Linked DNA regions of Homo sapiens: all the other regions are linked to region 1. A link is a loop called in an ENCODE intact Hi-C map of the cell type or tissue named here. Cell type or tissue: heart right ventricle. All regions are shown on one strand. Links, peaks and the distances in the headings refer to the core of each region. The heading gives the core; the rest is flanking DNA. Region 1 overlaps MYH10 (myosin heavy chain 10). Region 2 overlaps MYH10 (myosin heavy chain 10). Region 3 overlaps MYH10 (myosin heavy chain 10).

Evidence for each region. A loop is a pair of places that touch in the nucleus more often than their neighbours do. Peaks named below come from ENCODE experiments on the same cell type or tissue, not always from the same donor. Only the 100,000 strongest peaks of a DNase experiment are listed, where the experiment ranks them.
Region 2: a loop joins it to region 1, with 3 times the contacts of the local background. A loop is called at or near these places in 2 of 110 quality-filtered maps.
Region 3: a loop joins it to region 1, with 5 times the contacts of the local background. A loop is called at or near these places in 2 of 110 quality-filtered maps.

What each region holds. Positions count from the first base shown.
Region 1 is chr17:8,602,248-8,612,868 of GRCh38, forward strand. It overlaps MYH10 (myosin heavy chain 10), which reads right to left. Exons shown (of 43, transcript NM_001256012.3): 3 at 2,579-2,735. Among named protein-coding and RNA genes, the nearest start is that of MYH10, 23 kb to the right of the region's middle. In heart right ventricle, for the core only: no CTCF peak of the experiment used is centred there; a DNase peak (open chromatin) is centred at 4,424; H3K27ac peaks cover 3,000 bases.
Region 2 is chr17:8,540,036-8,550,656 of GRCh38, forward strand. It overlaps MYH10 (myosin heavy chain 10), which reads right to left. Exons shown (of 43, transcript NM_001256012.3): 10 at 8,609-8,752; 11 at 8,278-8,373; 12 at 6,509-6,627; 13 at 5,413-5,565; 14 at 2,072-2,245. Among named protein-coding and RNA genes, the nearest start is that of MYH10, 85 kb to the right of the region's middle. RefSeq lists an enhancer at 3,176-3,470. In heart right ventricle, for the core only: no CTCF peak of the experiment used is centred there; no DNase peak of the experiment used is centred there; H3K27ac peaks cover 887 bases.
Region 3 is chr17:8,552,127-8,562,747 of GRCh38, forward strand. It overlaps MYH10 (myosin heavy chain 10), which reads right to left. Exons shown (of 43, transcript NM_001256012.3): 8 at 1,829-1,892; 9 at 1-18. It also overlaps the pseudogene PPIAP52 and the pseudogene RPS26P53. Among named protein-coding and RNA genes, the nearest start is that of MYH10, 73 kb to the right of the region's middle. In heart right ventricle, for the core only: no CTCF peak of the experiment used is centred there; no DNase peak of the experiment used is centred there.

The sequences.
Region 1 (10,621 bases), core at 1,002-9,001:
GATTATAGGCGTGAGCCACCGTGCCCGGCCAAGAAACAGAATCTTAAAAGCTCTTGGCAGCTTGGATGGGGAATTGAATCTAAAATGATAGATCAGTGGGGCCACGTGCTCTGAATTCTCCACACGGTCCTTGGTCAGGCTACTGATCCTCTTCTTAGGTCCAGTGACACTTAGCTATCCATTCACATTTGTAATTGAAGACCTAGATTGATTGGCATTGGTAGCCGGTGTGAGCTTTACCAGCAATGCTGCATATGCTAATGTCTGACTAGCCCTGCAGATGCCCCCTCAATTATGTTGTGTAGTAGATCAGCAGGTAGCCCCCTACTTACAAAATCAAATACAAAGGGAAATTGTTTAGAGTGGGTTGTTTTCATTTTCTGTATCAAACTTTTAAATTTTTATGTAATCAAAACTATCATCAACTAATTCCTTTTAACTTTCACATGGAGGTTTATTATTGTGGATAAGAATGTGTCACACTGCCTGGTTTTGAATCCTAGCTTGTATTTTTCACTATATACACTTTGTTGGTCAAGTTATTTATTTAACTTTCTTGTGCCTTGGTAAAATAGGGATAGTAATTCTATTTACTTTACAAGCTTGTCATTAACTAAATAAGACACAAAGCCTTTACCCAGTGCTTGACACACAGTAATTTTCAATAAATGTTTATTCTAGCACTAAAAATGATATTAATAATATGATATGCTGATAAGCCACATCTGCCTCATATCTTCCTCATTCTGTTTACTAAAGAGGAGTTTTCACCAGCAAAGCCACAGAGCCAACAATTCTTCCTCATACTGTATCCATACAGCTGGTCTGGGAACCCACTAATGGGATATAATGTTTATCCCTGTTAACTATTATGTTAGATTCAACTCCTCATTCAACCTGTCAAGAGATTTTTAAATCCTGTTTCTTTTCATCAAATGTATCATTATCCCTCCCAGTTTCATGCCATTGACAAATTTTACAGGAATGCATCCCACCTCTTCAAGTATGCTGATAAAAATATTAAAAGGGGGCACACACCCTTTGGTGCACATCCGGATAGATCTGGTCAACCTCAGTCATTAATCAGTCATTAATCAATATACTCACATTGTTTTCAGACTGTTCTCTTAACATATTTTAAGCTCAAGGATTGGTTTAAAGGTTTCCCTTTTAAAAAATTAGAATGATACATGTGAGCCTGTCCCCATCTTTCTGGAAACTCCCCTTCTATAGAATACATCAAAGACCAGAGGGTCAACAATCTCAATTGTGAGATGTTATCTGTTTAAATGAGGAACAATATGGGCTTAATCAGAGAAAGAGAGCGCTTTCTTCTGTTTCTTCTCCCACATATGGCACAGTTTGCTCACTAATACAAACACTCTTCTGCATCTAAAGATCATTCTTCTTAACAGAGACAGAACCAAAAACAAAAAGAGTGGATGATTCTTCATTCTCCATCTCTAACAGCAATTTTTCACAGTCCTAGCCATTTCTTAGTATTCCCTAAGAATACTAAGAAATTGTATTGAACTCCAAAAAAAGATTATTAAATTTAATCTTTCTTTAAAAGCCTAAGCTCATTTTTAAATTACAAAACTGTCCTTACCAACTTATGTATGACACTATTCTAGTCTTGAAGCACCTCCTGTTTGCCCTGGAAGATCTGGTATATAATAAGTATCCAAACAAAAACTAGAAGTAGGACGTGGGTATTGTACTTTATTAATTCCTTCACACTATCCTTCAGACCTGATCACCAAAAAGAACTTGCCATGACCTGCAATTTGATGAAAAGTGGGTGCAGCACAGCCCGTTTTCTGAAGATTGTGGAACGATTTTATAAGAACCTTATGCTTTTTATTAAAACTTATAGAATTTAGTAACAAAAAATACATTAAAAAGGAGAGAGAGGGAGAGTTATTACAGAAGATTGGGTTTTCACGTAGCACCAGGAACTCCCATGTTTAAATGAAGTCTTGTAGAGCAATAATATTAATTGCATTCAAAACCACTACATTCCGGTCTTTTAAAAATGTCCCTCCATAAATCACTGTGTCTAAAGCCAGGGTTCAAATGAATGACTCCTCAAATTTATATTCATTCTGATCCAAAGGAATACAATCAAAATCAACCAACTTAACACATGCTTTTTAACTTTTATTGTCACCCTTTTACATGCATTTAAATCACAAATAATACTTTACAATTTTTCTTTCCCCAGTGCAGCATCTACCTTTCCTATTATTCTTCCTATTGGTTTTAAAACCTAATATAATGAGCTTTGGTTAGACCGCCTTGTGGTGGGAATCAAATGTATATGAAAACTAGATGCTTTTTAACATACAAATTTATGAGGTATTGTTTTAGAGCAACAAACATACTTATCATACTTACAGAAAATGGCTGTGTTGTCTGTTTTAATCTTAAAAACTCAATTTTTCTACAATAAACATTACTTTTTTATTAATTTTAAAAAAATAAAATTTAACTTTTGTAGAATACATTGAGACATTAAAAAACAGTAAATTACATTTAAGAAATTCTGAGCATTTAGTATTCAAATATTTCCAATTACCTTGAAGCATGCATCTGTAAGCAGATTCAGATATAGCATAGATGTGTGGAGGCATCTCATGACGCTTCTTCCCTCTGTACATTTCAATAATATTCTCAGAGTAAATTGGAAGATTCTTGTAAGGGTTTATAACTACACAGAAGAGTCCAGAATAAGTCTAGAATAAAAATAAAATAGAGTATTAAAAAAAAAACCTCTGCATTTATCAATCAGGGTCCAATCAGGAGACAGAAACCAAAGAGTCATTTAAGCAGGAGATCTTTACCTTTTGGATAATTAATCTATCCCCCAAATTAAACTTAGCCTATAATGGGCAATTTAGTACTATGAACCACAAGTAGTTCTCCCACAGATAGCTTATTAAGTGGCACTCTGCTGGACTCAATTTCCTCATCCATGAAGTAGAAATAATGCGAGCTTCCTGACTTCACGTGGCTATCATAAGGTACAATCAATATGTTATTTACTTTTTTACATTCATTCTCTCATGAGTACACAAGCTATGAAAAGCTCGTTAATGCAGTTTCAGATTCCATATTGCAATTAATCTTTAAGAAAATAGCATTTGTCCAGTTTGGGTACAGTATCAAAGAAGAATATCCACAATTATCTAAAAAGGGTATTAAAATACTCTTCTTGGCCAGGCACGGTGGCTCACGCCTGTAATCCCAGCACTTTGAGAGGCCGAGGAGGGTGGATCACAAGGTCAGGAGTTCAAGACTAGCCTGGCCAAGATGGTGAAACCCTGTCTCTACTAAAAATACAAAAATTAGCCGGGCACAGTGGCAGGCGCCTGTAATCCCAGCTACTCAGGAGGCTGAGGTAGGAAAATCGCCTGAACCCCAGGGGGCAGAGGCTGCAGTAAGCCTAGATCGCATCACTGTACTCCAGCCTGGGTAAGAAAGTGAGACTCCATCACAAACAAACAAACAAACAAACAAACAAAAGAAAAACCACTCTTCTTTTTTTCCAACTAAATATCTCCATGGCTGGATTTTCTTCATATGCCTTACCCAAAATGACATGTTATAAGAAAACAGAATGCAAAAGCAGATATGAGATTCCAGCTATGTTTGGTTAATACTAAAGAGATTTGTAAAAATGTAAGAGTTTTCATCTGTCTAATTTTTTTTTGTTTTGGAAAATACAGGGATTTTTTTTTCTTAAAAATGTATTTACTTATGTTAACTTGTCATGATTAACTACTATTCTTTTTAAATGAATTAATAAAGATTTAAAATGTATTTTAATTACTGATACAGTAAATATCAATAAACATAAGCCAAATAAACAAAAGCTCTTTGGGATGGATCTTCAGTAAATAAAAGCTGCTAGGCTAGAAAATACAAACTTTTCCTGATCAATACTATCAATTACACAGAATTGACCCTATGAATGCTTATGACTTGCGGGTTTTTTAAATGTAGACAGAATGATTTCTGAGAATATTCTACAAAACTGATTCTGGGCACTACGGAAAAACAAGAGCAGTCAGAACCGCTGACAGATGCTCTAACCCTCTAAGGGACTGAAGGCATCTGGAAGGGCACTCAGTTGCATTATGAAACAGATCTTTTATTTGAGGTGATTTGGGTAGACCAAAATCTAAAAGCAAGAGGACATGAAAAAAGGCTGGAGAATTGGTACTGTATGGCCAGCTTCCCCAGGGAACACTAAGGGGGATTCTAACTAACAGCCGTGTTCATAAGAGCTGAAACCCCCAGCAATTGCCACCAGAAAGCTCTCCAGAGACTACTCTGTTTACTAATGCTAAACCAAGAGAATGAAAGCCTGCCAAAAAATTTCAAGTGATCAGAACTGTCTCTCTGGCTGCCCGCCTTGTATTTTCCTGAACTCACAATTGCAGGCTCAGATGTGGAACGCACTTCCTACTTAGGTTAGCAGTTTAGAAGGGGCAAAGGGCCCTTATCCTAAATTCAGATTTGGGCTGTTTGCTGAAGCCTTACTACTGAGCAGACCAGGAGGTTATCTGTTCGTTCTTTGCCTGAGACTGTACTAATTACTATAGACTCCTCAAGTCTTCAGACTCTTGGCCTTCTTGTATGCAAAGTACAGACCTGGCAAACCCTGGCTGGCCCTTGGGGTTCCCAGACCAACACCTTGCACTTTCTCCCAATCAAGTCTCTTGTCTATCTAGTCCCGTATTTCTTTGCTGCCCACAGGACAAAAGGGCAATGAGGAACAATAAAAATAAAGGCTTTATTAAGGCTGAGAAAAACAAAGGAGAGGCAACCTCAATACCTTTTTAGGAGTTTAATTTATATAACGTTAACAAATCGCAACCATACATTGATGAATTTTTGTACAACCACCCTCACTTTTTCATTCAAAAATGAGATCACAGTCTATAAGGAAGCTACAGATTATACTCTTCAATTTTATAAAAGGCATGTAATTAGAGACTAGAAAGTAAAAAAGCTCCAAGAAAACGAAAATACACAAATTCAGTTTAGTGTCCCATAGCACGTATGGCATGGTAACAGATAATAACTGACACATTTAATCAGAAGTAATTCCAACATGTGTGTCTACCATGCATTAGGTACTTACCTGAGGACTACAATAAGAGAGAATAAGTCTCACAAATATGAGTTCATCATCAAAAATATAAAAGGTTAACTAATCATCAGTATCCCATGCTTGCCAAAATGGAGCAGTAATCAATGCTTAAGAAGGAACATTATTAAAGTGCTTAAAGAGCTAACTTCTAACTACCTAAAAAATTAGCACAAGTATTGAGCTCTTGTATAAACTGATCACTGAATAGATACTGCACCAGTTCTGTCTTCCCCCAGACACATGGTAGGAAGGCAATATGTTGTTAAAATTATTCTGGAGACCTTAAAGTTCAAATGAACTTAACTAAGTATTTGAATACACACAGAAGATACTAAGCTTCTTTAAGAAACATACACTCTGGGCATGAAGACAAATAGACGCACACTAAACAAGCTACAATGCAAAGCACCAAAAAGAGAAAGAGAAAGATGAACTGGTATTATAAATAACAGAAAGCTCTGGGGCAGAACACAACAAACCCCAGGCACTGAAAGTCATGACCACCTTGTCAGAGACTGTAGAACAAGGTAAAAAATGCAGACCCAAATGGTCTTTGATGTTCTTTTTAAAGACTATGGGGTCAAAAGGAGAGATAAAGGAATTCCTATTAAAGTAGTAAAAGCACAAAACTCTTACAGTGGCAGGATATACTCGAGGCAGTGCGAGAAGACCAGCATAGCAAAAATAGTTTGTACCATGGAATGTGAGCGACAAGGGCCTAAAAAAACAAACTGAACAATTCGGATTTTGTCATCTATGGGTGATGAGGTATTGAAGGTTCAGGAGAGAAAAGTGATTGGATGAAATAAGCATTTCAGACAAAGTACAAATCTGGCAGCCATACGGAGAACACATTGAAGGGGCAAAAGGTGAGAAGCAGGAAGACACGTGGAGACTGCTCAACGGTCCTTGGCACAACAGGGCCTAGATGACAGAAAAGGCAACACAAAACAGAGAAGGCCGGGACTTCACAGTGCTCAGAAACTTTCAACACAGAAAAGCCATTAAAGACCGAAGTCAAAGAGGACTCCAAGGTCTCCAGGCCTTACAGAAACATTATTCGTGGAAGGAAAAACAACTGATTTGTGGGAAAAGATAACAAATCCCTTTAATGTACTGACACTGTGGTATGGTGGGTGAGCCAAGCAGGATGCCTCTTGGGCAGCTGGAAATATTGGATTGCCAGAGCCTTGGGAAAATCCTGAAGAGCTGCAAAGGCCTGAAAGGTTAAGTTTGCATAATAACACTACTGTATACTTTACCTAAGGGAGACATACAAAAATATTTGCAGTTGGAAACATTTACAAATTTTCAAGCCCACTATGCTGCTTTATGCCTCCAGGCTCCCACCTATGCTGACCACTCTGCCTGGAATGCCCATCTTCCTCTGTCTATGATTGGGAAATTTTTTTTTTTTTTTTTTTGAGACGGAGTCTCGCTCTGTCGCCAGGCTGGAGTGCAGTGGCACGATCTCGGCTCACTGCAAGCTCCGCCTCCCGGGCTGACGCCATTCTCCTGCATCAGCCTTCCGCGTAGCTGGGACTACAGGCGCCTGCCACCACGCCCCGCTAATTTTTTTGTATTTTTAGTAGAGACGGGGTTTCACTGTGTTAGCCAGGATGGCCTCGATCCCCTGACCTCGTGATCTGCCCGCCTTGGCCTCCCAAAGTGCTGGGATTACAGGCATGAGCCACCGCGCCCAGCCGATTGGGAAATTTTTCAGCCTGGAAGTGCCCGGCCTCTGTTTAAGAAAGCAGGGCTATGTATATGCATTGTTTCATAGGTTCAAAGGATTAGAGAAACAGGAAGTGTAGGCTGGTGCAAATGTCAACGCAATGGAGCAGAGATACAATAGTCTCCTACTACGAACAGGGATTGAACTGGGAATATCATGTAACCCTACATCCCAACTGTAGCTCTCAGAAGAAATCAGACCACCATCGAGAAGGAAAGGGAGGAAGGAAAGAATAATTCACCCATACCACCTGCAAACACTGCACCTAGTTAAAATTCACATGCAAATTTTGAAAAAAAACCTAAATAATAAGATCATCATTCAGAGGATTCAGAAATAAATTACCTGTGGAAATTATCTATAAAATAACTAAAAGAAAACTTTAGGAGACAGATTTATATCTGTAACAGAATATAGTATAACATAGAGTCTACGTATTAGGACAGAAATGCATAAGAAAAAAAATAGGTGACCAGGGCCAGAAAAGACTGTAAGGAATCATCTGAAAACGTAAAATTAAAATCCACAGTGGAGAAAATAAAGGGCAGAATGGATACCTCAGGAAATCAAGTGATAAGAGCAGACATTTATTATAGGAGAGCATCCTTCTTAAAGAAAAATAGAACAATGGTAAAATAATAAAAGAAAATGACGTTACAAAGGCAAAACTTATCAGTAATAATAATACATAGAGGGCAGAGGAAGGATAACTAACATTAGTTGCTATTGCTTCTTTGAGAGAAAATAGCAAAAACACTCTGTAAAAAAAAAAAACTTGAGAAAACTGTGTGTGTGGAGGAATACACATTGAATTAAAAGGAATTCGCTAAGCTAACAAACGCAGAAGGAATAATGGCACTGGACTCACCATTTTGCAGCTCCCAGTGCCACAGTGGATCTGCACAATGCCCATCACTATTAAAATTTTTAGGTGACTGGCAGATGAGGCCACTCCTCATGCACAAACCAGGCTGGCAAAACCTAAAATGACTCACTACTGATCAATCTCAACATCATAAAGTGAGAGACAATGTAGCATTAAGTGTCTCCTGAATCTGAATCCGTTTAAGCCTCTGGATCCAATTTATGGATTTTTCTCCTTCCAGTTTATAGGGAGCACCATAGGATTGCAAAAAAAAAAAAAAAAAAAAAGGGTTGGGGGAAGCGGCCGGGCATGGTAGCTCATGCTTGTAACCCCAGCACTTTGGGAAGCCACGGTGGGAAGATCACTTGAGCTCAGGAGTTCAAGACTAGCCTGGGCAATATAGTGAGACCCCTATCTCCAGAAGCAAAAAAAAATAAAAAATAAATAAAAATAAATAAAAAGAGGGGAGAGAAAGAGATTAAAAGTGATATAACAATTGCTATGCTTTGACTGTGTCCCCACAAAAGCATGTGCTGGAAATTTAATCCCCAGTGCAACAATGTTGGGAGGTGAGGCCTATTGAGAGGTGCTTAGATAATGAGGGCTCCACCTTCATCAATGGATTAATGCCAATTATAAAAGGGCTTGTGGCTATAAATTCTATCTCTTGCTCTCTCTTGAGCATGCTCTTCTTGCCCTTCCGCCTTCTCCCATGGAATGATGCCGCAAGAAGGCCCCACCAGATGCAGCCCCTTGACCTTGGACTTCCCAGCCTCTAGAACCATAAGCCAAATAAACTTCTCTTGTTTATAAATCATACAATCTGTGTTATTTTGTTATAGCAACACAAAACAGACTAAGCAACCAATCTCAATATGTCAACCTTGTTTGGATCCTGAATTGTACAGACCAACTATTTATGAGATTATTTATGAGACAAAAGGAAAATAAGAAAAGTAACTGAATATTTGATGATTAGAGAATTGTTATTTCTTTCTTAGATAGATAATAGTTATGCATCCCAAAACCCGTTGCTGAGAAGATGCTAAGCAGAGCTTTCAGCAGCACAAAAGTCTAAGAGAACAAAAATTAAAACATTCCAGTCTACTCAGGAAGAGGTTGGTGTGGCGGTGGTAAATACCCCAAGCTTTCAGCTGGGACCCTGATGGCTACACCCTAAGAGTTAAGACTATATGAGAAACAGACCAGCCCTCACACAGCGTGAAGCCCAGTTGGAACAGAAGTCAACTCCTGCATGGACTACATGTCCTAGTTTCCCTAAGCCTGCCTGCCCAAAGCAAAACTCTAGAATAAGCTTAATGCCAGCCAGAGTCTCAAACTATTTCCACAATTCCTTGTACACAATAACTGGGCATATGAGGCAACAAGTTGTGGCTGAAATCCAAGATAATATCTGGAACCTCTGTGTGTCTATTTTTATTGACTTGTATTATTGCCCTGGGTTACAATATGTTCAAGTAATTAAAGACGTGACTGAGAATTCTGACAGAGAACTGGAAACTATTAAAGGAAAAACCCAAATGAAAATTCTAAAACTGAAAAACAAAACAAAACAAAACAAAACAAAAAAAGAAAACCAGTAACTACAATTAAGAATTCATGTGTTAAACAGCAAGCTAGATACAGCTGAAGAAACAATTAGTTACACGGCATTTTAATCAGAGGCAAACAGCCAGAGTGATCCATGGGGGAAAAACAAGGATAAAAATGTAGAGGAATGTGAGACCCAGATGGGACGAGGTGAAACGATCTGGAGCATGTGAAGTATGTGAGTCCAAGAAGGAGAAAAAAGAGAATGAGGCAGAAGCAGTATCTGAAGAGATAATGGCTAAGAATTTTCCCGGACCAACAAAAGCCATCAAGCCACAGAGTCAAAACCACTACAATCTCCAAGCTGAATGCAGTAGTGCCCCTTATCTGTGGTTTCACTTTCTGCAGTTTGTTGTCCACAATCAACTGTGGTCCAAAAATATTTGTTGAAAAACTCCAGAAATAAACAGTTCATACATTTTAAATTGTGCACTATTCTGAGTAGTGTGATGAAATCTGGCACAATTCCGCTCCATCGTGCACAGACCGTGAATTATCCCTTCGTCCAGCATCATCATGCTGTACAGCTATTAATCACTTGGTAGCCCTCTCAGATCTCAGATCAACTGTGTTCAAGTCACCTTTATTTTACTTAAGAATAGCCCCAAGCACAAGAGTAGTGATGCTGGCAATTCTGATATGCCAAAGAGAAGCCACAAAGTGCTTCCTTTAAGTGATATGGTAAGTTTTCAACTTAATAACGATAAAATCATATGCTGAGGCTGCTAGGATCTATGGGAAGAATCAATCTTCTATCTGTGAATTTGTGAACTAGGAAAAAGAAATTCATCAAATCATCACAAGAAGAGTACAATAAGATATTCTGAAAGAGGGAGAGAAACCACTTACATAACTTTTATTAAGTATATTGTTTTAATTGCTCTATTTTAATAGTTATTGTTGTTAATCTCCCACCACGCCTAAATTGTAAATTAAATTTTATCATAGGTATGGCCAGGTGCGGTGGCTCACACCTGTAATCGCAGCACTTTGGGAGGCCAAGGAGGGGGCAGATCACGAGGTCAGGAGTTCAAAACCAGCCTGACCAACACGGTGAAACCCCGTCTCTACTAAAAATACCAAAATTAGCCAGGCGTGGTGGCGCACGCCTGTAATCCCCGCTACTCAAGAGGCTGAGGCAGTGGAATTGCTTGAACTGGCAGGTGGAGGTTGCAGTGAGCCGAGATTGCACCGTTGCACTCCAGCCTGGGCTACAGAGGGAGACTCTGTTCTGTCTCAAAAAAAAAAAAAA
Region 2 (10,621 bases), core at 1,965-9,964, 61 kb before region 1:
CTGGAGTGCAGTGGTGCAATCTCGGCTCACTGCAACCTCTGCCTCCTGGGTTTAAGTGATTCTCATGTCTCAGCCTCCTGAGTAGCCGAGACTACAGGCACATGCCACCACATCCGGCTAATTTTCTGTATTTTTAGTAGAGATGGGGTTTCACCATGTTGGCCAGATTGGTCTCGACCTCCTGACCTGACTCAAGTGATCTGCCTGCCTCAGCCTCCCAAAGTACTGGGATTATAGGCGGGAGCCACAGCACCTGGCCTTCTACCTCACCTATTTTTGCTTGGAGTTGGTTATTAGGGTTGAAATGTTTAATTACTTTACCCCATGATTTTCACCTTTAGAGTACAATTATTGTGTGAGAGTAAAAAAAAAATATGCAAAAATGGTATATAAAGTATTTTGTCCTAGAGGATAAAGCAAAAGAAATGCAATTAAGTAACATTAAGAAGAATTAATATTTGTGAGACTCATTTAAAGGTCACAAAACCATTAGATTTAAAAACACTCTAAAAACATTTAAAAAATTAAGACAGGTAATTTTCCATTTGGAAGACTTTCGGCACAATTATTCCTATAAAGATACTGACCTAGCAAATTTTATGGGTTCTCGTCCATCCTAAAATAAAACTGCAGGTACATAATCATTATATTCTTAAAATGTAGGACTTCCAGTGTCATATGGACGCATATAATGAGCATCTCAAAAAACATATCATATAGTCATCAATAGTACTAATGTGAAATACTCCCTTCCCTTATTTACATAAATGCCCAAACAATTCTTTAGGCAACAAAGCAGTGATGAAATGTAATGAAGTGTGTTCATGTGCTTGTGTATGCACAAGTTACCTGGAAGTCACTACAAGCATGCCACCTCTAAATGACCCTATAAGCTACAAAGAAGCAACTATCCTCACAACTATAAGTAATTTAAGATTTTTGCTCTAAACGTGACTTGAAAGGTAAAATGATTTCTTATGTATTATAAAAGCCAAATGAAAATTTTCTATTGCTTTCCTTAAACTCAAATTTCTAATGTGCTGGAACTACATCTCTAATAGGGGTGAATGTCTTCTAGGTTCTTCCTCTTCCCGATGTGCCACTGCTCCTCCTGACTGCAGGTACTGTACCATCCATGATCTCTAGCCATTAGACCTCCAACACCTTCAAACATGAAGAACACAAGTGGCAACCAGAGATTGAGCAGCAAGAACCAGAACTGCTTCAAAGCCTGCTGCACCTCCTAGGAGAAAACTCTGCGTTATTCAAACATACCTACTTAACTAGTGTTAGAGCTTCCTCTACGTTACAGATATCGGTGGTTAATCATGTTTTAGTTTTTCTTATATTTTGGCAGATAGCAAAATAAAATAAATGAAGCTGACACCTTGTTGAGCAAAAGCTAACTGATAAGGAGTACAGAACCAGATTGTCAACACTTGCTTGAGATCACATGGAGCTGAGTTCCAAAAGTGAATGAGTTATACACTCGAAGCTTGAACGTGAATGAGTTCTATGTATTTTTACAGAACATTAAACCACCAAGAAAAGAGTTTCTGATGCTTTCTAAGATTGCCACTAAAAATACATCTGACAAGACTTCCCTGAGAACAAAAACTTCAAATTAAAAAAAAAAATCTGGCAAAATAAAAACATCTTTGTACTTTAAAAGGCCAAACTTTAGTTATCTGCAAAATGGATTTACGTGACACGTCTTGTTCTCAGCTAAATAAAGTGTCAGGTGGAGCTCCACATCCTTTGAAAGGTACACACAAATGCCAGCGCACAGGGCCATCTGCAGTCTGTGCGAGCCAGAGCCCACTATCCAGTATTCCCATGCAAGCAAGGACAGGAATCAAGCTGCGAGGAGAGCTAAAGAAGGGTTTTACTGGCATGCTACTGACTTTTAAATTCTGTAGCTATTTTATCAGAGTATCACCTTCCTAGAAAATTTAGATCAGAAAATTATTTCACCACTGAACAGACTGGGTAATTTCTGTCTTGGGTTATGCCACTTAAGGTCACTGCTTGAGTGGAAAATGAAAGACAGCGAGCAAGTGAGCACTCTTACAGGTCTCTCTATTAGGTCGATGCATGGCTGCAGATCCAGCCCGAAATCGATGAAGTTCCACTCGATGCCTTCGCGCTGGTATTCCTCTTGTTCTAGGATAAACATGGTGTGGTTGAACAGCTGCTGCAGCTTCTCATTGGTGTAGTTGATGCAAAGTTGTTCAAAGGAGTTCAGCTACAAATGTCAAAGGGTAATTTTCCAAACATGGGGAGGTGGAGGGAAAATGGGAATAATTAGTTATGTAGTTATAAAAAAATTTTTCATTAAACATTACTAATTAGGTAGGAAGTACATGATTGCTTCTATCTAATGACAGTGACTAAACCAAGGGGGGTGGTCTCCCAATCCCTCTCTCACACACAGCCTTTTTGAAAAGGTAAAGAGAAAGAACATACTGTCTATGGCTGCATTACTGAACTGCTAAAATGAAAAGATAATAAACTTAATATGCTAACTGAATGCTCTGCAAGTAAAACAATTCAGTTCTTATTAGTGAATGGTTAAGGACTATAAATAAATAAATGAGACAGTAAGAAAAAGAAGAAAAACAAAGGCTTGGAAAAACCAGAGGCAAAGGAAGGCGAACAAGGTGGTGGGCGCGCTTCTGAAGCTGGGGTGGAGAATGCATTTGGTTCTGTCCCACTCCACTGTCACTCAGGCTGTGGGCTCTAAGGTGAGGTAGGAAAAGAGTCATCTTTACTGCATGGAATTGCTGAGAGCTCAGCCAGGCCTGGCACATGGAATGCGCTTAGTATGAGACTCTCTATCGTTTCTCTAAGCATTCCCTTCCCTTATCAAATGTTTGACCTTTGCAATACCAAAAGTGATATTGGACTGCCCTCATAAAGTGAATTTAGGCATTTTTCATATGTTATTGTCATTTCTGTTCCTTCTCTGTGAACTCTGCCCATTTTTTAAGAGAAAAATTGATTGGGCGAATGCATAGATGGGTGAATTAATAGGTATAATTTTCTTAATCATCCTATACACTAGAAGTGCTCAACCTCTTTCCTGCTTCTATACTGTTCACACAGCTGCATGTGCCCATAAATAACCTCTTTCATTATAAAAAGTGATTTTCAATTAAAGAGGATTTAACCCATCTCCAAGGAGTTGATTTACAGTCTGAAAAAGCCACTCCAATCTTTTCCATTCTCCAGAAGCTGTTAAATTCACTATTTCAGAATGAGGTCATGCAAGGAGGGCAGGGGCAGTGCTTGCCTTGCTCAACACTGTATTTCTGGCACGCATGACAAGCCTCATATTTACAGACTGCCGGATTCTGCTTATTCATGTTCATGTAGGTGAACTTTGCTTTGCCTCAGGATGATGACATCCTATTGCTCTATTTAGCCTGGGCCATTACAAAGAAGGTTTTTTTTTTTTTTTTAGGAGTCTCGTTCTCTTGCCCAGGCTGGAGTACAGTGGCACAATCTTGGCTCACTGCAACCTCCGCCTCCCGGGTTCAAGCAATTCTCTGCCTCAGCCTTCGGAGTAGCTGAGATTACAGGCATCTGCCACCAAGCCCAGCTAATTTTTGTATTTTTAGTAGAGACAGGGTTTCACCATCTTGGACAGGCTGGTCTTGAACTCCTGACCTCGTGATCCACCTGCCTCGGCCTCCCAAAGTGCTGGGATTACAGGCGTGAGCCACCACGCCCGGCCAAGAATGGTATTTTTAAAAATGAATTTCTACTTGTCTTCCATATTTAAACTACCAATTATAATTTTAATTGATTTTTAAATCAATAATGCATGGTAGAAAATTCAAAGTGTACAAAGAATTGCACCAGTTTCACTTCAATGAAACTTACTTGTTCTCCCTATTATCAACCAGTATCTCCTATTTTTGTGATCTTTCCAGAAATATGCTATGCATTAAGAAATGTGTGTATGTGTGTGACCCTGATTTTTTTTAACTTAACAATGTATCTTGTTATGTTGTGGGATCTTTCCTTAGTGTATAAAGCCAGCCCATTCTTTATAATGGATGCATAGTATTCCACTGTATGGAGCTATCACAATAATTTGAACCAGTTTCCTAAAGGTGGGCATTTAGGCTTTTTCTTTCCTTTTCTCATGACAAATAACACTCACTGAACAACTTAGCATTTTTACCATCTACATAAATGTCACATTTTCCCATCGAGAACAGGGTGTGTCTCCTCACTTGTTCAAGTCTTCTTTTCTTTTTTGCAGCAGCACTGTAAAGTTGCCTTCATTTAAATCTTGCCCATTTCTTTTAAAATTTATTTTTAGGTGTTTTGTCTGTTTGTTGCAGTTGGAAATGTGGGTCTTTTCTTTCACTATATCTTCTGATCGTTTATGTAGAGGAAAGTGACAGATTTTTTTAATGCAATTTGTACCCAGCCACTTTTCATGATTTCTTAATATATTTACAAATCAAAACACCTTAAAGCAATCTCTTAGAGTGGCAGTGGCAGGTTCAGTATTTATGAGGATAGACTTATAATTTTAAAGGGGTTCATTTTAAAATAAGACAATTCAATACCCAATAGTGGCTACAGTAACACACAGATGATCACAAAAAGCACTTAATATTTGTGCCGTACTATATTTACATAGTTTACATCTATATTTATGGAAATAAAGATATAAATTTTTAGATGCCCCAAATTTTATGCACCTCCCTGAAACACCGTAGCAGGTGTGTGACTGTGAAACTTTTCTGCATTGATGATGAGTAAGTATTTGGATAAATCTAGTCAGATCAACAGTGAAATCTATTGTTAAACCCTGGTTATATCTGCAGTACACAGATCACTGCCCGTCCAGGTGCCTCCCTCTCACTTTGCTCCTCTCCTGATTCCCCAGCCAAGCCCCCGTCATCTTGCCCGTGTTCTACTACAGTGGCCCCCTTGATGGTCTCTCGACCTGGCCCCATGCTCTTCTCCACGTCTCCAACTCCTCTCTCCCTCTGGTCAGCTATATCCAGTCATACTGGCTTTCTAGCAGCTTAGAACATTTGTTAAGTTCTGTCCCATACAGGACCACTGGAATTACTCTCATTATGCCGGGAAACTGACCGAGGCTGGCAGCTTCTCATCCTTCAAGTAAGCCTAACTGTTGCCAATGCAGAAGCAACCTTCCCTGAACAGCTATCTCAAGCTGGCCTCCCAGTTCTATCACAGCACCCTTTCAGTGCATTCTCACAGACCTGCGGATTCACTGATTATTTGCCATTTATTGTTTGGCTCTACTAGAATGGCAGGGACTGTATCCCTGGTGCCTCGTATGTACTGGGCACACAGTAAGCCTTCATATTTGTTAAAAGAACAAACAAAAAGAAGGACGAGCTAGAGGAAGAGGGGGAAGAATACCTCAAAAATTTCAAATCCAGCAATATCCAGGATTCCAATGAAAGATGCTCCCTGACGTTTGGTCCTATCCAGAGCTTTATTGATGCGATGAACGAGCCAGCGAAAGAGCCGCTCATAGGTAGCTTTTGCCAATGCTTCTACTGCAAAATCTGCCTGTAATTAAATCACAACAACCTTTTATTCTGGAAACAATCTCAACAAAGCATAAATAGCTGTTTTACGGAATTTAATGTTATACAGCACTCAAAAAACCTGAGATGGCATTCACTGCTTAATCATGTCTCAATTTTACACATCAATAGAAGGCAATATTAGAAGAATTAAATGAACACAGGGAATAACGAATTTGGGGGATGGGTAAAGACGCCTAATAAAAATAAGCTCCTCCCCATGCGCCTGGGTCCTGGGTAGCACTGTCCGCCTGGATTCAGCTCAGTTAAGCTGGTACTTTCTCTCTGCTGTACCACCCAGCACAAGGACAAGGCGGCAGGGGCCCTTGTGTTGGTCTGGTTCCCGAAGTATGCAGATTTGTCTACTGGATTATCTATCTACCTGGGGAAAACTAGAGATTATAATTTGACATTTACTTTTTTTAAAAAATCACCTTTAAAAAAATTTTTTTTTTTTTTGATACGGAGTCTCGTTCTGTTGCCTGGGCTGGAGTGCCGTGGTGCAATCTCAGCTCACTACAACCTCCGCCTCCTGGGTTCAAGCAATTCTCCCGTCTCAGCCTCTTGAGTAGCTGGGACTACAGGCGCATGCCATCACGCCCGGCTAATTTTTGTATTTTTAGTAGAGATGGGGTTTCACCATACTGGTCAGGCTGGTCTCAAACTCCTGACCTCAGGTGATCTGCCCACCTCAGCCTCCCAAAGTGCTGGGATTACAGGTGTGAGCCACCGGCCCCGGCCCCTTTTAAATTTTTTCGAAAACGAAAAAGTAAATATACTTAAAAAAAAAAAACTCATTTAGTACCTAAAAACACCCATGTAAGACAGTTTATATTGATTCAGTTTGTTACATGTCAATCAGAAGGCCAAATGGCCATGGCTTATCATTCAAACAAATCAGTAATAACAATGAACATGAAACCTACCTGTTCTTTGGTCTGGGCTTTTTGCACATAGTCTCGGCCGACCTTGATCCGGGGAGTCAGGATGGCCCGAGTAAACTCCATCACATTCATCCCAAGAAGATGGCAGAGCTTCTGCGCAACTGAAGTGTAAAAAGTCTCCTAAATCCTACATTTTTTACTTACAATCTACTCACAATATATTCAATAAACACTGGAAAAACCTTAGTAACAATTAAATTGTATTAAGAAATAAATAAAAGTCTTAAAATCAGACAAGTTTTAGGTCTAATGAAAAATACCTTCCATCTTTTCAAATTAATACACACTCATTTTTAGGCTACAAGAGATGGCTAGTCAGCATTTGACTGCCTTGCCTATTTATTCATTTTTTTAGAGGCAGGTTCTCACTATGTTGGCCAGGATGGAGTGTAGTGGCTATTCACAGGCATGATCTCACTACTGATCAGCACGGGAGTTTTGACCTGCTCCATTTTCAACTTGGGCTGGTTCACTCCTCCCTAGGCAACCTAGTGGTCCCCTACTGCTGGGAGGCTACCATATACTGATGCTGAACATAGTGTAGACAACCGACGGGCATAGCACGACAGCCTAGAACTCCTGGGCTCAAGCCATCCTCCTGCTTCAGCCTCCCGAGTAGCTGGGACTACATGGCCACTATGCCCAGCCTCCTTACCTTTACAAGAGTGACCTGATCCTCCTCTATTTATGGGTCATTAAAAAATTTCAAAGCCAAGCTATACTAATATATGCCTTACTCTGCATTTTAGATGGCTCCATTTTAAGTCTATTTAACCATGGAAAAGCCATACGGAGGATGGAGGCCCAACCGCCAATCAAACTACTTTGACTGAATGACAGATGAATGGTCCTGGAAATCAACAGCCCTAATAGGAGGTGCCACAGCTTGGCCAGAAAATGGTGACCAAGAAGCAGCAGGAGAGGCAGGCCCCTTAGAAGAGCCACACAGAATTAAATTGTTATCAAGCCTCAAATTGGTTATAAAAAACGATTATTTCAAGGGCAGATAATGTGACTTTATGTCAGCCTTCACCCGCCACAGTGGACTGCGGATGCCTCCATGAGGCAAGATAACTAACTTGTTAGAATAATCAAGCAGTCAAGGCAATATAGAGATTCCTCACTTTTTCTCTCCAGACCATCTGAAGCAAACTGATATATATATAATATATATGTATATTATATATACATATATTTAATAAATATATACTTTATATCCATATTATATTTATATATTTATATTAAATATATATTTAATAATATATTATATATATATATTTGGGTCACAAACTTTTGTTCCTGACCAATGCAAATTTAAAACCATTTTCGACATTTAAAAATGGGAATATTTCCTATTAAGATCTAGATTTCCATTTTTCTTTGAAAAGTCACTTATATTTGGCAATACTGGGCCTGTAATCCTGGCAAGGTGCACACTGGCTGGAACTCGGCAGCTGCACCACCCTCTCAGGTAAGTGTGTGACCTCCTGCGGCTGAGTTCTCCTCCCTCAATTCCCAAGGCCTCCTGCATGCTAAGGCAGAGACCACTGCTCCTTTTCATCCTACACCCTGTCCCCTGTCCTCATTTATAGAATCAGAGGAACCCTCGTGTAAATACACGATGTTGTCACTCTACTCAAGGGTCCCTTCAGAAATGCTTCAGAGGTGCTTTTACGCTTGCACTGTAACACCTTCTTAGAGAGCACAACAAGCCATCGAAACAGAAATAAAGTCAGTATTCATCAGTTTACCTGTATTTTCTGGCATGGAAGCTTGATCAGTATTTCTCTCCTTTTTGAAAGAAATATTTCCAAACTGTAGCACTGAAGATACTACTTTAAGCATTGCTTCATATTGATAAAAAGAAAAAAAAAATTAATATTGCCTCAAAATGTAGCGGAGACATATTCTCATTTATTTTGTGCTAAAAATTAGCTATACAAAACTTTTCAGTAAGACATGTCTTTTCAGGATTTCATACAATTCATTAGTTTCCCAGTCATTTTCTAGTTTAGGTGATTTACCCCAGATGTATAAGTCTTAGGAAAGTGAGTACCAGAATCTTAGAGAAATCACACATACACAGAATCTCTTCATGGGAGAAGCCCATTATGTGCATTGCTTCCATGGTCTCCTGGAAATTATCTTTGTCTTGCTGTCCCGGAATAGGAATATAGCCATTGGAGAGAAACCTGTAGTTATTAAATCCTTCAAGAAGCAAATCAGCTAAAAGGAAATATAATGGAAGAAAATTTGATAAATACTCATGAAGACAACTAAGCCATAACTGCATTCAAACTGTGCCAGTGTCACAGGAGAGCAGTGGTCACCATGCAACCCATTGCCAGCAAAATGTTTTTTTTCTTTATATATTCATGTAAATACACAAACATACATTTTTTTAATTATCTGTACCAACAAAGGAAAATGATGATGTTAACAACGCAAAAACCTTAACAGGAGTTTTGGGGATGGCAGTTTGTACAATATTCTGTTTGAAATTGGTTATCTGCGAAATGATGTCAATTGTCCAGATGACAAAACTCTATTGTTTTCAGATTTAAATATTTTAGCCCTCTTTTTTGAAGGAAAGCTTTTAAACTCATATTCTATATTCCTATCTTAGCAAGTAGTTTGCAGCAAACACTATGAAGTGAATATGAAAACTACCATGGACATAAGCTAAAGATACAGTGATGTGGACCAAGCACGTCCCGAGCCCAGCAAAGGCCCTGAAACACTTTCTCCAAGCCAGCTTGCTTGGTGGTTAAGTTGCCTTTAGAATGATGATGTGATGTGGCGCAGCAGACTATTGTAACAGGTACCCGCACTGACTACTGTACCGTAGGAGACATGAATTAAAGAGAACTTACTCTTTTGACAAATGCATTCTTGAGAGCCAAAGAATATTTCTCAGGAGTGCTCAAAATAGCAGGGCTATTTATCGTTATAACAGATATGCAAATATGCTCCCAGCTTTCTTTGTGACTGGCTCTCTTGCTCTCCTGCAGAGAATTTCTGCAGGTCACCCTGTCCCGTTATTCTTGTCTACATCACATTTAACTTCTACAGGGTACTGCCTGCTGCTTTCTTTTTCTATTTCTTTCAACACTTTGATCATTTTAAAGAATTTACTCGCTCTCCCTCTCCCTCTCCCTCTCTTTCCACGGTCTCCCTCTCATGCTGAGCCGAGGCTGGACTGTGCTGCTGCCATCTCGGCTCGCTGCAGCCTCCCTGCCTGATTCTCCTGACTCAGCCTGCCCAGTGCCTGCGATTGAAAGCTCGCGCCGCCACGCCTGACTGGTTTTGGTGGAGACGGGGTTTCGCTGTGTTGGCCAGGCCGGTCTCCAGCCCCTAACCGCAAGTGATCCGCCAGCCTCGGCCTCCCGAGGTGCCGGGATTGCAGACGGAGTCTCGTTCACTCAGTGCTCAATGGTGCCCAGGCTGGAGTGCAGTGGCGTGATCTCGGCTCGCTACAACCTCCACCTCCCAGCCGCCTGCCTTGGCCTCCCAAAGTGCCGAGATTGCAGCCTCTGCCCGGCCGCCACCCCGTCTGGGAAGTGAGGAGCGTCTCTGCCTGGCCGCCCATCATCTGGGATGTGAGGAGCCCCTCTGCCTGGCTGCCCAGTCTGGAAAGTGAGGAGCGTCTCCACCCGGCTGCCATCCCACCTAGGAAGTGAGGAACACCTCTTCCCGGCCGCCATCACATCTAGGAAGTGAGGAGCGTCTCTGCCCGGCCGCCCATCTTCTGAGATGTGGGGAGCGCCTCTGCCCCGCCGCCCCGTCTGGGATGTGAGGAGCACCTCTGCCCGGCCCCGACCCCGTCTGGGAGGTGAGGAGCATCTCTGCCCGGCCGCCCCGTCTGAGAAGTGAGGAGCCCCTCCGCCCGGCAGCCGCCCCGTCTGAGAAGTGAGGAGCCTCTCCGCCCGGCAGCCACCCCGTCCGGGAGGGAGGTGGGGGGGACAGCCCCCCGCCCGGCCAGCCGCCCTGCCCGGGAGGTGAGGGGCGCCTCTGCCTGGCCGCCCCTACTGGGAAGTGAGGAGCCCCTCTGCCCGGCCACCACCCCGTCTGGGAGGTGTGCCCAGCAGCTCATTG
Region 3 (10,621 bases), core at 429-8,428, 51 kb before region 1:
GAGACTTTTCCAGAAGGTCTGAGCAAAGACAGTTAAGAATTAAATTATTTAATATAATTCTTAAATAAATAAAGGCCCTCTTTCAGCGTCTGTAAATTTAAATCATAAAACATCTTCTTTCTCTGATTATTATATAAACTATCCTGCAATGAACTATTCTAAATGACTGTCTTCCATCTGTGAAAAAAGAAAATAGGTGCAACTTACGTTCCTCACTGATCTTCCAGAATCATTGGTCTGGGAAGGAACTTAAAGATTATACGTGCTTCCCTCACTCAGCTCCACTCTACCCCATCCTTCCCCTAACTTGGATTACATTCAAAGAATACCACACTATACGAGGAACTGTAAGAAGCTATTGAAAATGAAGTACAGTTGTTTAAGGCAGGAGAAGCTCTATAATACCAGATTAACACAATTTTATAAATAAGGAAGCCATGGTATAAGGAAATTAGTCAAAATAATATAGTTAATAAGTGGTACAGTTAGGAACCAAAAACTTGGCTTGACTCCAAAATGCATGATGAGAGTGCCCACAATGCTACCCTATTGAAAGCCTCCTATATGAGAGGCACTCGCCCTTCACACTCAGCAGCACATGTAACTTTCCCATATGCCTTGACAGCTACGATGAGATTAAGCACTAGTCTTCCCTCTGCTGCTCTGAAGAACCGGTGCGGCCAGTACCTACGCCTGCTGCTACCCACCCTGCCTGGGCTTCCCAGGGGGCAGGTGGCACAGTCCCCAGCAGCTCCTGCATTTCAGACCACTGCACACCCAGCTGTGTATCTTATCTGGGGCTCAGATCCACAGTTCTTGATGCTCCCGGAGTTCCTATGGGTTGACAGTCACACCGGCATCTCAGAGAACGTGTATCACAGCTTTGGAAGATGTTTGCCTCTCTTGAGGTAAACCTTCCCTGGGGCCACCAAAGTAAATTAATTCTGTATGTGTCAGATAGCCTGAATTTTAAGTCAGACTATCCCACACATCCTCCACGTCTGGTGAAAGACACACTCATATGAATCATGCTCTGACACACCTATATGAAGAAAGCTGAACTGCAGATTCATTCTCCTGTCATTTTCAAGTATTTCCAGATTTTGCTGGCTGTGAGTCCATTTGGAGGCATAAAATACTGTTCTTAACCAGAAAATCATGGTCTGTCCCTTGAAGGATAGAAATAATGTATTTCTATCACTGGAGATTATTCTATTAAGTACCCGAAAACTGTCATCTATCTTTCTAATTGGCACACTATCATTCAGAATCATTTCTATTTTATTACATCTATACTCAAATGTGTTTTACCTGGGTATATATGTGCATACACATATATAAACCTTCTTATGGCCATTCTATGCAGGTGACATTTCTTAGGACTATTCTATGTACTTGACATTTTATTTTTTTCTCCAGCTTTATTCTACTTAACACTAATTGAGATTACTTTAACTCTGTAATCTTATAAGGATGTTTTCAATGATTACATGCTCATCCTTCTAATATCAGAAGTAGATGGTAAAAAGTGGGCTAACAGCAATAGGGGGAGGGCAACTGCATTCATCTGAATGTCCTATATCACACAAACACTGTGGCACTCTCCACTTCCCCAGCCATGTGAATAAGTTATGGCCTGGTTTTACAAACAACAAAACAACTTGGAGTTAATATTCACTAGTCGAAAGTATTTGAACAAGGCATGCTATCTCTGGGCTCAAGTTTTATCATCTGGATTTTGGGAGTGATATCACAGACGGTTGCCATGGGGTTGTAGGAAGACTAAATCCTTCTTTATTTTGGATTATACATTTATGAAAAAGGATACATGTTTCAATGTTGGCCCCAACGATATAGCCAGTTACATCAAAGTTGATCCGAATAAATTTGCCCTGAAAATAAATTAAAAAGAGAAAATTGAAAATAAGTAAGTACATACTGGATATGAACACTAATAAACTAAGAAGACAACAAGTATCCATGAATTAGTTACAATAATGGATCTTATATATTGCCTCAAACAAAAAGAAAAAAGAAGAAAACAGGCTGTGATACATTTCAAAAAAGTAGCAACAGAATAGGCTATTTTCCTGGACTATAACATAATAAAATTAGAAATTATTAATAAAAGAAAGTAGTGAGATCCCAGTCATTCAGAAGTTTTTAAAAGCTCTTCTAAATAATCTGAAATATGAGAGATTTTAATAGTTTTAAAGGACCACTCTATCCAGCACTATAATGGTAGATTTAAAAATCTGAATAGTATAAATGATTTCCTAGAAAAATAGAAATCCATTCAAGAAAAAAAAAACCCGAAAACTTAACCCATAAAAATAAAAAATAGTGAAACAGAATTATTTCTTTAAAAATGCTGGATTAGTCTTATGAAACAATTTTACAAATTTCTAAGGAATATTTGATTTCTTTACTATACATAACTGTTTTAGGGAAAGAGGAAAATCGTGATTATTTCATCATTCATTTTATAAAGTTGTCATAACACTGAGTACCCAATCTGATAAAGATATTACAAGGAAAGCAAGCTGGGCGTGCTGACTCACACCTGTAATCCCAGCACTTTGGGAGGCCAAGGCAGGTGGACCTCCTGAGGTCAGGAGTTCAAGACCAGCCCGGCCAATACGGTGAAACCCCGTCTCTACTAAAAATACAAAAAAATTTAGCTGGGCATGGTGGCGCATGCCTGTAATCCCAGCTACTCGGGAGGCAGAGGCCAGAGAGTCACTTGAACCCAGGAGGCGGAGGTTGCAGTGAACTGAGATCGCGCCACTGCACTCCAGCCTGGGTGACAGAGCGAGACTCCATCTCAAAGCAAAATAAAAGCAAATATGGTATGGTTATATCTTACTTATAAAAATATATATAAGGAGAATCGCTTGAACCCGGGAGGCGGAGGTTGCAGTGAGCCGAGATCACACCACTGCACTCCAGCCTGGTGACAGAGTGAGACTCTGTCTCAAAAAAGAAAAAAAAAGAAACAAGAAAAAAAAATTAAACATGTTAAACATTTTGCAAAACAAACATAATGATCAAGAATGGTTTATTCTAGGACTGCTAAGAAGGACTGACACTAGTAAACATACCAGTATTATTCATCATATAAACAGTCAAGGGATTGGAGGGCTTCCTTTGAGGAAACTGACAAGCTGTCTCAAGTTTATTGGGAAATCGAAAAGGACTTAGACTAATCACAACAATTCTGAGAAAGAAGACCAGGGCTGGGGGAATCACACTACTTGATTTCAAAAAGCTATAAATTTACTAGGACAGTGTGGTATTGGTGTAAAGACAGAGATACAGATTAGTGAAACAGAAGACAGTCCAGGAATTGATCATGTATGTAAGTTAATTCATTTCAACAAATGTGTCAAGGTAATTTAATAGGGAAAGGAAGGACAGTCTTTTCAATAAATGGTGCTTGAAAAATATGCAAAATGAAACAAAACAAAATTAAAGGAACCTAGACTTTTACCTTACACTACATATAAAACTTAACTCAAAGCAGATCACATACCTAAATACATGGGCTAAAACTATAAAACTTCTCAAAGCAAACAGGAGAAAATCTTCATGACCTTAAATTAGACAAGGATTTCCTAGACAGAATGCAAAAAGCATGAACCATAAAATTAAAAACTGGTAAAATGGATTTCATCAAAATTTAAAACTTTTATTCTTCAAAAGATACCACAAAGAAAATGAAGAGAAGCCACAAACTGGGAGATAATATTTGGGAAACACATGTGATAAAAGGCTTGTTGCCAGAATATACAAAGAACTCTTATATTTCAATAGTAGGACAAACAACCCAATAAGAAAACAGGGTAAGTGATTTGAATAGACACTTCATCACAAAAGATATGTGAATGGCCAACAAGTATATGAAAAGATGTACACTATCATTAGTTATTAGGGAAATCTAAGTAAAAACAGCCACGATGAGACACCACTATATACCCACTAGAGTGGCTACACATTTTAAGAAAGACTAGCAAAGATACAGAATAACTAGAACTATCAGACAACCCTGGTGAGAAGGCAAAACGGTACAGCCAGTTTGCCAGTTTCTCACGGCGTCAAACACAGATTACTCTATGACCCAGCAATTCCATTCCTGGGCGGGGTTTCACCCACGAGAAAGGAATGCATGCATCCACATGGACTTGTACATGAATGTCCCCAGCCACTTTATTCTTAATAGCCCTAAACTGGAAACAACCCAATGTCCACCAACTGGTGAATGGATGAAGAAATCGTGGTATATTCACAAAATGGAACACTACTGAGCGATGACAAGGAATAAACCAGGGACACACCCAACAACGTGGATGGATCTAAAAAGCATTCTGCTGTGTGAAAGAAACTAGACATAAAGCACTACATACTATATGATTCCATGTACTTGACATGCCAGACGTTACTGAAAACTCTAGGGACAGAAACAGGTCAGTGGTTTCAGGGGCAGGGGCAGGAGGAGGGAACTGACAACACAAAGGCAAAAGAAACCTTTCTGGAGTAAGGGAAACATTCTTCCTCTAGAGCATGGTGCTCACTACACTACGTACACATTTATCTAAACGCACTGAACTGTACACTGAAAAAGGTGAATTTTATTGTATGCCAACATTTCAAAAACAATCAAGGGAGAGATCTTAGGAACTCCTAGATAAATGCCAATTTTAAAAATATAACTCAACATCTGTTTTAGACAGATGAGCATGGCCCCTGTGCTAGGATGACATTCGGATCTGTGAAGCATTCTATAACATAATAATAATTCAATTCTGTGTATTTACTATAAACATATTAAGTTAAATATGCTTCCCTATTAAAGTGAAAGCCGTTAGATTTACACTCTTCTGCTTATGGTGCCAGGCAGCTTGCCCATCCTTTTACTTACGACTTTAGGGCCCTTCTCACCCTTCCCAAAGTGTTACTTTTTCCAGTGTATTAATATTTACCTTATATTAAAAAAATGAGTAGTCAGTTTGGGATGCTACCTACTAAAGAAGTTCCTCAGCTATATTTTATTGTATGCAAATTACACCTCAATAGTTGATTTTAAAAAAAGAAAAGAGGAATCACTTTCTAAAATGAATAATCCATTGTATTTTTGCTCAATATTATGAGCATTCATTAAGAACTCACCCCATTTTCCTATTAAAAAAAACCCAAACCAAGCTAGCAAACAAGGTGAAAGGGAATGTGTGTGGGGAGTGTGGGGGAAGAGCCCTGGGAATACACTGACTTCCTGCTTGAGGAGGAACAAACTGTGATCAGCTTGCAGGATTAAGTTCTATCTCAGGTGTGTGTCAAGGAGCTCCTTTAGCACTCCTGGTTCTCTTTCCAAGTGTCCTAACTCTGCCCCACCAAAATGTACCTATTCTATTTCACGTTATCTGACAGCACGGCTTTGCACTAAGAAATACTTGACGAGCTTGATATACTCAGGCACTATGTCGTCATCACAACAGAGGTGCATTCCATGAAGGGCCAGCTCCCAGTGCCACTAAACCACGGAGTGTTCAAGAGGGAGTTGGAGTAAGAAGCAAAGGCATTTTGTGACAAACAGGCTCTTGCTACATCTTACAAAGTCATGAACAAAAAAACCACTGATGCTACATAAGTTATCAAAACAAATGGCAAAAACAATATTACTCTGGACATGAGTCTAACACACGTGACAGTGAAAGTCGACAATGTAATAAAAGATATGAATTTAGGATTTCTTTAGAAGTTAGGATGGTGTTAGTCACCAAACCTGCAATGCCCTCTAGCCTAGATACTGATTTTATGCCATCAAATTTACTGAGGTAATGATTTAAATTCCCCTGGAGACCACAAGGCAAATCCATCATTATGAGGCTGCTTGACTATCAGTGGTGAGCATTTAGTATTTTTCTTCTATAGAGACCTTGTTAATTAAGAGTCGCATAATAAAACTGACAATTTGTTTAGTTAGTTTTGTTTTATGGTGTGGAGAGAAAGTTTTGTTTGGATTTTTGTTTTAATAGGAGAAAAATTTTCCCTTCTTTGAGATAGGCTAAACAAATAAGCACTCTACACAAATAATATAATTATTGGCATGAAGAGATGCTGACCTAATGCTCCCCAAACTTAAGATGAACACTGAGGCTGTGCTTTTTCAACATCTGAAGAACAATGTGGTCTGTGCACTTCCACACATAGCACAGAGGTGCTATGGGAACATAGAGAAAGGAGGAGAGAAGGCTTCACAGAAACAGTGCCAGCCGAGCCTACCAATCTTAGTGTTTACCACATACATTAGCTGCTTCAAGCTAAATGGTATTTCAAAGATAGGTGCTGTGCTTAAGTTCACTTGAAAAAAACAAACAAAAAAAAGCAAAACAAAAACAAAAACACTACAAAGAGTAGGAGTCCTTGGCACACTGCAATCTAATTTCAACTTCTAAGTTGTAACATCTACTATGTTGAAGAGATACAACATTCTGGGTTAATAGCTATTCGAGATAGCAACTGTAGGCACCCTTCTCTCTTCTGCCAGTAGGCTCTTACTTATTATTGCCTTTGCATTGTCAGAATGCAATAGTTGAATATACAAAATTCTGATAGCTCATATTTTGTTGACAAGAGAAAGATCTTTTTTGCTCTGTAATTATAAAACATTTTCATCTTTAGATTTGTAAGCATCAATTAGAATGGTCAACCCAATGACTTCTCTCATTTTATATTATCTATTTCCTTCTAACAATTTTCACATACACACCTGCTTTCTGCATTTGTCCACTTATGAAACTTATCCAGGTACATATTGGTACAGAAACATCATACAAGATTAAAGAATACTGTTATTTTAGCAAAGAGATGAAATAACAGTATTCTTTAATCTTATTGCAAAATACTAAGGAAAATCTTCCTACAGAATGACCACCTGGATGCTAATGTCATGTTTCTTTTTTGCCCTTAGAAATATATATAATTCTTAAGTTTGAGAAAATTCTAGGCTATCACCTGGAGACTCAATCTGAGACTCTCTTTATATAATTGATTTCATCATCATCTTTACAGTCTACCATGCTATCTGTCTCTTTGTATTCATCTTCCGGTTCATCCAATGTTTGTGAAATGTTTTTCTGTCAATTTCCTTCTCACTGACATAATGACTAGAAATTGAAAACTTCTGATTTTTCAACTATGTTCACTAAAAGCTAAAAATAACCTACAAAGATGGTTTCTCTAGTTTTCTTTCATACCTACTTGAAAGACAATGCAATATTTGGGGTGATATAATAAATAAATTAAAAGATGAAGCAATAGTTATTACTGTAGCATCCTTCTAGGCAATCCCATTATTCTTATTATTTTATTCTTTTTTTTAGCATAGTTGAGAATAAATGAGTTAATAATGAATCAATTTCTAAGATGACAAAACAGCAAACTATTTCAAGACACAGAAACAAATAAGATCACTAATACTCCATAATGTATCTTAGATTTACAAAATGCTTCAATGGACCCATATGTAATTACAAGAGAGAATGAACTTCATTCTATTTTAAAAATAAGTATATTTTGTCTTTGTTTTTTGGAAGACCCCTAAGAAAGATTTAAGTTAAAAAGCTATCAATCCTATGAATAGTTAGAACTGTTCAAAAAAGAAACTGAAATTGGGTCCTGATGTTATACTGATGGTTAAAATTCTCCACAAATAATTTTAAACAGCTGTATTATCTATACACTACCTCATTGAGTTAATAAAAATATTGCTATTTTAAGAGACAGTAGTCAAAAGGCAATGTTATTACCACAGAGCTGCTAAGGACACACGGCCAACGTGACTGCCTGGGCAAATGCGTTCTCAAACTTCTCATTTTAATTCTGCGGAAAGGTTCATCAAAATCATATGGTATCACCTAGTTCTTATTTTAAGAAAACATTTCACTAAAAAAAAATTCTTTATATCCAGTAATATAAACTTTTAGCTTTCACCAACATGTATGTTTAACTTCTTTATTAAGTATATATATATCAACATGCGGTTTAAGCTTTCAACTCCGAATACTATTTCCTTTTTTTTTCTTTACCACCTCAAATAAATTAGAAGTTTGAAATTCATCAAACAAAACTAATTCTTTATTTGGGCAATATGATAACATTAATACACAGATAACTTTGAATTCTAGCAACTGTAAAATCTAAACTTAAATGTTATTTACCGTATATTTAGTGAATTTATTTTTCCCTACCTTCACGGGACATTAAAATAGGAAAGGAAGTTAGGTTCAAAGGAGAAATGGGGCTTTGTAGTCATCGCTGCCACCTGAAGCCACCTGCCTCTAGCCATGGTCAACGCCACTGTGTTCTTTTGACATCATTGTTGATGGTAACTCCTTTGGCCCATGCAGCTCCTTCGAGCTGTTTGCCGACAAAGTTCCAAAAACAGTGGAAAACTTTCGTGCACTGAGCACTGGAGGAAAAGGATTTGGTTATAAGGGTTCCTGCTTTCACAGAATTATTCCAGGGTTTATTTTATCTGCCAGAGTGCTGACTTCACACACCATAATAATGCCAGTCCATCTACCAGGAGAAATTTGATGATGAGAACTTCATCCTGAAGCACACAGGTCCTGGCATCTTGTCCATGGCAAATGCTGGCCCGACACAAATGGTTCCCAGTTTTTCACCTGTGTGGCCAAGACTGAGTGGCTGGATGGCAAGCACAAGGTCTTTGGCAAAGTGAGAAGAGGGAGTGAATATCATGGAAGCCATGGAGTGCTCTGGGTCCGGGAATGGTGAGACTGGCAAGAAGATCACCACTGCCAACTGCGGACAACTCTAATCAATCTGCTTGTGTTTGATCTTAACCACCAAATCATTCTTTCTGTAGCTCAGGAGAGCATCCCTCCATCCCACTTGCTCACAATATCCTGTAATCTTTGTGGTCTCACTGCAGTTCTTTGGTTTCCTTATTCCCCTCGACATCAAGCTGGATTGTAGTTAAGTTTAGGATTATAAAATAAAAACTCAGTAACAAAAACAAACAAAGGAGAAATGGGAGAAAATTAAGATTTGGGGCCTCTCCTCTCCGGTCCGTGCCTCCAAGATGACAAAGAAAAGAAGGAACAAAGGTCGTGCTGAAAAGGGCCGCGGCCACGTGCAGGCTATTCGCTGCACTAACTGTGCCCGATGCATGCCCAAGGACAAGGCCATTAAGAAATTCGTCATTCGAAACACAGTGGAGGCCGCAGCAGTCAGGGGCATTCTGAAGCAAGTGTCTTCGATGCCTATGTGCTTCCCAAGCTGTGTGTGAAGCTACATTACCGTGTGAGTTGTGCAATTCACAGCAAAGTAGTCAGGAATCGATCTCGTGAAGCCCGCAAGGACCGAACACCCCCACCCCGATTTAGACCTGCGGGTGCTGCCCCATGTCTCCCACCAAAGCCCATGTAAGGAGCTGAGTTCTTAAAGACTGAAGACAGACTATTCTCTGGAGAAAAATAAAATGGAAATTGTACTTAAAAAAAAAAAAAAAAGATTTGGGGCCTCTGAACAGGTGAGCTGTAGAGAAATGTTCCAAAATAATTCAGACATGTGGTCACTTACTTAGATAAATAAGCAAAGTCACCAACATGCAACACTCTATTCCTCATCAGTTCCCTAGCTTGGTGTCCTTTTCACACCTAGGGTCCATAGTGGCACTAGCCATGATAGTGAGTGCCAGTGAAATATCTTTCGGCTAGATGCAAAGGGCCAAGCAAAGAGCAGTGAAAGAAGAGATGCATGGAGAACAATGATGAAGGAGACAGGGCTGCAGGGGCCTGTGGTGTGGAAGGAGGCAAAAGAGAACGGTATTTCTGAAAATATATTTGGTAACCAATAAATCTCAGTTATAAGCCAAAGCACTAACATGTATTCTATTTTAAAAACACTTTAACAAAACAAAAACCTTATGAAGTTGAAAATTATCAACTTTCTAGCTAAATGACACTCATACTCAGATATTTTACAAGACATAGCCAAGCACTTTGACAACCTGACAAAGTGAAATTTCAGAAGCAAAAATGAAAAACTTTACTGAATATCCCCAAGTGATCTAGGACTTAGATTATTCCCCTTCATGTTGGATACGCTGGCAAATCAGGTAAGATGCAGGCCATGGGACCTGACGTCACTTGAGTGTTGGCCACTTGGCCAGATAAGCAAAGGTGACTTTTCTTTCTTCCTTGGCGGCAGGCCGAGGGGAGAGAATATCTGTTAAAAGTTAAAAAAGCTTTCTCCTCACATCTATAATAAATACTTTCAGAATTAACATTTTTATTGAAACACACATCTAGACTAAATTGGAAAATACGAGTTTTACTTTTAAGTGGGAACGCTATCTTTAAACATTATGTGAAGAAATCTGTGCCGAAAATGCCCACTCCATAATTGATTTGCATAAAGGTCAGATTATGGTACTTAGAATATTCAATCGGAACTTCACCAGTAAAAACAAAAGCATGGAAAACCCCCAAAACGTGACAAGTACCTTGTGTATTAATTACAGCTACACATTTTGATAACGCTTATTGTATACCAATCCAGAAACAAGTGAAATTACACGTGTACTGTGAGAGCTCTC